2 separate regions of the Homo sapiens genome follow, and region 2 is linked to region 1. Evidence: read pairs that join two places in POLR2A ChIA-PET (ENCODE). Cell type or tissue: A673. All regions are shown on one strand. Each heading gives the region's core, and the rest is flanking DNA. Links, peaks and the distances in the headings are about the cores only. Region 1 overlaps GRK5 (G protein-coupled receptor kinase 5). Region 2 overlaps INPP5F (inositol polyphosphate-5-phosphatase F).

What was found. Peaks named below come from ENCODE experiments on the same cell type or tissue, not always from the same donor. Only the 100,000 strongest peaks of a DNase experiment are listed, where the experiment ranks them.
Region 2: POLR2A ChIA-PET joins it to region 1 with 5 read pairs; 2 of 35 experiments call an interaction of 5 or more read pairs at or near these places.

What each region holds. Positions count from the first base shown.
Region 1 is chr10:119,379,313-119,382,226 of GRCh38, forward strand. It overlaps GRK5 (G protein-coupled receptor kinase 5), which reads left to right. Exons shown (of 16, transcript NM_005308.3): 3 at 1,503-1,615. Among named protein-coding and RNA genes, the nearest start is that of MIR4681, 2.8 kb to the left of the region's middle. In A673, for the core only: no CTCF peak of the experiment used is centred there; no DNase peak of the experiment used is centred there.
Region 2 is chr10:119,736,270-119,739,183 of GRCh38, forward strand. The region is part of intron 1 of INPP5F (inositol polyphosphate-5-phosphatase F); the gene reads left to right. Among named protein-coding and RNA genes, the nearest start is that of INPP5F, 12 kb to the left of the region's middle. RefSeq lists enhancers at 1,860-2,405, 2,406-2,914. In A673, for the core only: no CTCF peak of the experiment used is centred there; DNase peaks (open chromatin) are centred at 1,302 and 1,712; H3K4me3 peaks cover 929 bases; H3K27ac peaks cover 2,500 bases.

The DNA of each region.
Region 1 (2,914 bases), core at 240-2,739:
TGAGCGATGGGCTGGGATTCAAACCAAGGCAGTTTAGCTCCAGAGCCCACACTGACACTCACAGCTACCACGAGATCCTCCCTCCCGGCAAGCCATAGCTTTACATCCTGTGGATAAGCATTTTGAGACTAAGAATCAAAGTGTGCCAGCGCAGTGGTTGTGTTCATATCCCCTTGTTGCCTGGCGTATCTCAAGAGAAATCCTTTCTAGGGGGGATGGTGTCTTAGCTCCTCTACACCAGGTAGACTATAGTCATCCCTTCCCTGCAAGTTGCTGTCCTTCCCAGGCTCTATCGCCCTCTTCCCTGTTTCCCACGAACTCATCCGACTGTGTCCCGTGCAGCTGCAACATCGATGGCCTAGTGTTCCGTGCTCCAGAGAGCCTGAGACAGCATGTTTCAGTGGTTCCTTCGAGTATCTTCCTGGCCAGAGAGAACTTCTTGGAGAGGCTTTAGCATCACTGCAGGAAGAACCAAAAGGGAAAGGGCCCCCATCCCAACTCCAGCATGCCCTTCTTGTTTTCAGAGGAGAACACAGAGGCCCAGAGAGGGCAAGTGAATTGCTTGAAGTAACACAGCAAATTGTTGGCTAACACCATGGTCTCTGGGCCTCTTGGTGGGAGTCTTGCAGTATTTCCTCTTCAGAACCCTCTTGGCTATTGAGTGGGTAAGCGCGGGTGACTTCCTGTCTCTGTGCCTTTAGTGCCTAACTGGAAAAGTCAGGGTTTTCATAATTTGAAGCATCCTAAGACTGGGCTTTTCTCCAGTTGGGCAAAAATGATTTTTAAAAACTGTATCCATTAGGATGCTTTGAATTAGAAGTAATTTCTAAAAGTGTTCAAACTGCCCTAAACAAGGAGAATGTGTTGTCTCATAAATCAGCTTTTCAGATATGGTTTGAGCTACAGGCATGGTTTGATCCAGAGATTCATGACATCACCAGGGCACCAACTCTACTTCTTCTAATTTCCCAGCTCTCACCTCCTTGATGTGTCAGGCTCATCCTCATCGCGGCTTTTCTTGCAGTGTCAAGAACACTGCTGCAGCACCTGGCTTCACACCCACTCACCATGACCTCCAGAGGAAGAGAGCACCTCTGCTCCAGTGTTCCCAGGGAGTCTGCAGTCCACTCTGATTCGACTGGCTTACATTACAGGCCTGCCACCCTTATCCAGTCACTGTAATCAGAGAATGTGATGTGCTTAATGGCCACCAAGGAGATGGAATCACAGTCCCCAGAACTGCTGGCATGTCCATACAGAAATCAGAGCATTGGACTGGGGGTGTGGGGTGGGGAGTAGAGGCTGGGTCATCACTGGTGCCTTCTTCTACACTGACGTCTCTCTGAGTCTGTGAAGACCATGAAATGAAGAAGGCGTTCTGAGAGTTTGCCAGTCACCTTCCTCCATCCATCTAGGGCTCTGAGCCCAGGTGTGGGAATGACAGGAAGGCCCTGCCTGGCCTTCTCCTGGGTCTCATCACATTCTTCTTTTCTTGTCTCCAGACAGAGATTACTGCAGTTTATGTGACAAGCAGCCAATCGGGAGGCTGCTTTTCCGGCAGTTTTGTGAAACCAGGCCTGGGCTGGAGTGTTACATTCAGTTCCTGGACTCCGTGGTAAGTTCCTGCTCCTGAGGGATGGTCCTGTGGTCCTCTGTGATCAGTGATTGTTTTGGCTCAAAGGAAAAAATAGATCTCATGGGTTAGAAGACTGAGGAATAAACTCACTGCTTACAAAACTCCCACTACAGACTTTGATTAGGAATGCAAAATTGTCTGAGGATCTAAACACATGGGTGACCTTGGGTGACCTTGGGTGGGCCCCCTCCCCTCTGGACCTTAGTTGCTATTGCTATAAAGTGGAGCCCTATCAGCTCTTTGATTCTGGAAGCCTGGGTTATTATGGGAGGCAGTGCCTGGGGAAGTTAGGCCTAGCTCTTGGATCTCAAGGCCCCTTCCTCCAGCTGAGAACCCATTTTATAGAATTCCAAAGCTTTTGTCTGTTTGTACAATTGTTTATTGTCTGCTTCCCCATTAGAATGCAAGCTCCCTGAGGGCAGGACCCTGGGCTTCCTGTTCATACCTGCCTCACACAGTGCCCAGAATCTATGGGCACTCAATACATGTCAAATGAAGCACATGGCTGTCAAGCCGGTCTGACACCAATGGCTCCACTGGGCTCTGGCATGGATGACATGCCTGACACCATGGAGTCTTCCTTCACATGTGCTTGTTATTCTTTGTTTAACAAATGCTGATTGATTGCATGGGCTTTTAAGACAGGTTGTGGGAATAGTCAGGAGTTCCTCTGCACCTGCCCGGGGAGCCTGGGCACCTCGGTTCAGCCAACTGCCCTTGGGTTTCTATCCGAGGAAGGAGGACAAGAGGGAAGGAAGAGGAGTGGAGAGCGGTCATGAAGGGTGTGAAGTCATCCAGGCCCCTCCCCTCCCCGCCAGGTGCAGGGGCCGAGAGGCTGCTGTTTCCTGAAGGGCCCTCATGCCACCATTGGCTGCAGCCATCCCGACCTCTATCTCAGTTTGGGGGACAACCCTTTAGGGTTTCAAGTCTCTGTATCTGCTTCAAGATCTCGATGTGCATCTCTAGACCCACAAACCAAATTGCCCACTGGACATCTCCACTGAAGTCACAAAGGCCCCCTTAAAGTCAGTAAGTCCCAAATGCACTCAGGACTTTCTCCCAGGACCCCAAAGCTACCAGCCCTGAGACATTACCTGTTCCAGTGACCAGCACCCTATAGTCACCCGAGCCTGAAATCTTTGCACTCTTTGATGCCTTCCCCTCCTCGTCCTTCCCCAACCTGATCAGGCTCATGTGCTTGGCTCCTTGACCCTGCCCAGGCCAGCTCCCTCCCCTCTGCAGGCTCTGCCTTGGGCTTAGGGGAGGCTCTGCCTTGGG
Region 2 (2,914 bases), core at 327-2,826, 360 kb after region 1:
AGGTAATGAGTTTGGAAAGTTGTAATTTAAGCTGTACTTTTTCATTCCCAAACCATGACTTTTCTATTTTTTAAATAATAGAGATGGGTTCTCACTATGTTGGCCAGGTTAGTCTTGAACTTCTGGCCTCAAGCAGTCCTCCTGCCTCAACCTCCCAAAGTTCTCGGATTACAGGCATGAGCCACTGCACCCAGCCCAAACCATGACTTTTAAATGTGTAGGTTTCCTGTACTGGTATTAAGTGGTATACAGTTAAGTCTATACCTTTCATAGTTGTATTCATTTCCATCAGGTCCTCCTAGGCTGAAATGTCCTAATTACACTGTGGGACCTTTCATGAAAGTCCTTTTGTTTAGTTGTCCTCTGTTCCTTTTTGAGTTGCTTTGGGTCTTTTCTTGAGATGTGACAGTTAGGACTTTATGCTTCATATAGAGAATCAACAATTTTGTGTTTGGATATTGTAGAGTTTAAGAACCAATTTCTAATTTCCTTCATGATGATCAAAACTTTGTGGCCGTCTTGCTGTGCTGGAATTAGATCCCTTTTTAAATAAAAATGTCTAGAAATTTTTAATTTTTTTAGAGACAGGGTCTTGCTCTGCCACCCAGGCTGGAATGTGGGATAGCTCACTGCAGCCTCGAACTCCTGGGCTCGGGTGATCCTCCCGCCTCAGCCTCCTGAGTAGCTAGGATTACATGTGGGCACCACCACACCTGGCTAATTTTTTTACAACATTTTTTATAGAGACAGAGTCTTGCTATGTTGTCCAGGCTGGTCTCAAACCCCTGGGCTCAAGTGATCCTCCTCTCTGGGCCCCCCAAAGTGCTGGGATTACAGACATGAGCCACTGTGCCTGGCCTGGAAATTAAGTTTCTTTTCTAGGTGGTATCTTTAATCTTTTAAATATTCTTGTGGTTACTTTTTGAAGTGTATTTCCTTCTGCTAGTTTAGACCAGCTTTTATGCCGCCTCCCTATATTATGAGATCTTTATGCAGTTTGTATTACTTTATTATGTGAGAGTTTAAAGTTGTATGTGCTACAGGCATCATCTTTCAGTCAGACTAAGACCAAGTTACTAATACAGGTCCTTCCCAGTGACCTATATATAATCATTTAGACCAGTGATTCTCAAGCTGGCTGTACAGTAGAATCACCAGGGGGAGATTTAAAGAATACCTATTCCAGGGCCCCGCCCTAACCAATTGAGACCATCTCTGATGCTCAGGGATTAGTATTATAAAGCTCCTAGATGATGATAATGAGCAGCCAGCACTGATAACCCTGAATTAGATTTAAGACTGGGAAATCACCAGCTGCTAGAACTTCTAAATTGGATTAGCTCTTTAGCTTGTGGAATGCTGGAGAATAATTACCATTAGACAGTTCAAGGAAATGTGTATCAAACTTTGCATTTATAAGATAGCACCTGAATCAAATTATTCCTTACCCAATTCTGAGAATTAAAGCATAAATGAGCTAACAATTGGAACTTTTAGTTTCTCATTCTAAAACCCTTTTCCTTATCTGTTTGATTTTGTGTTGGTGATTGTCTTTTTAGAGCCGTAATATCCTTTGTCTTTAGCAGGAAATGAAATATGGGTCTGATTATTTATGCATACTCTGATACCTTTTTTTTTTCTTTTAAGACACAGTGAAAGTGCCTATAGGCTTCAGCAGCTGTGCTTTAAAACCCAGGCTTGTTCTTGGGCTGAGGGAGTGCCTTCATTCTTCCATCTTGGAATGAGTGACTCATGCTCTGTGCAGGCACACAGTACTTAATCACTTGTTTTCTGTGTACCAGGAAGAGGAGGGCATATGAAAATAGAAGCCATGTACTGCCAAATGGATCTGAAATAAGAGTGAAAATGTTGACCTGATGGGTCAAACAATTGAGCTTATTGCAAATACTTATGACTTAGGGTGTATGTTGCATTATTATTTCACTAAAATTTGGCATTATTTCAAAAAGGCTATACTTTTGTAATTTGTAAGCAACTCTTTTCCTTATAGATAACGTTGATGATCTTAAATTTTACAATTTATTTGTGAATTTTAAATTTTTCTTTTTTTGAATTTGTATGCCACATTAGAGTATACCTTCTGAAGGAAAGATTAGAAAACAATACATTTGTTGGATTAGATCAGTTACATGGTTATTCTTTGCAGAAGGATAGTATGAGCCCGCTGGCCATTTTCTCTGCCATTCCAGTGCCTTCTGCCCCCAGAGTAGCCATTAATATGATCAGTAGGATATCTACTACTAAGGGCATTTGCTGCATATGCCTGGAATAATACTGTCTACACATGTCCTCTGTACAGACAGACTCTTTAATGCCAACTTGTTTTATTTCTTTAGTGAAGAGCCACAGATTTTAAATACACACACACACACACACACACACACACATTTTGAAGTGTCAGCTGTATGCCAGGCGCTATACCAGGCAGCGAAGTCAGAGCAGCTCGACACAACACACACAGTCTCCCTTCTTGTGTCAGTTACAGTACCTGCTTCAGGCCTTCCTCTATTGTTTTGTGTTTCTTATCTCTATATTAGTATGAGAAGTTTTGTGTACCTGCTAGAGTTTTCAAGATAATATAAAAATTTCAGGATAATTTAAATTGCCCAGGCCAGGCATGGTGGCTCATGCCTGTAATCCCAGCATTTTGGGAGGCTGACGTGGGAGGATCACTTGAGTCCAGGAGTTTGAGACCAGGCTGGGCAATATAGATAGACCTTATCTCTACTAAGAAAAAAAAAAAAATGAGGTGGGCATCATGGCGTGTGCCTGTATTCCCAGCTACTTGGGAAGCTGAGGTGAGAGGATTGATTGAGTCCAGTTGGAGGCTGCAGTGAGTTATGATCAAGCTGCTGCACTTCAGTCTGGGTAGCAGAGTGAGACCTTGTCTCAA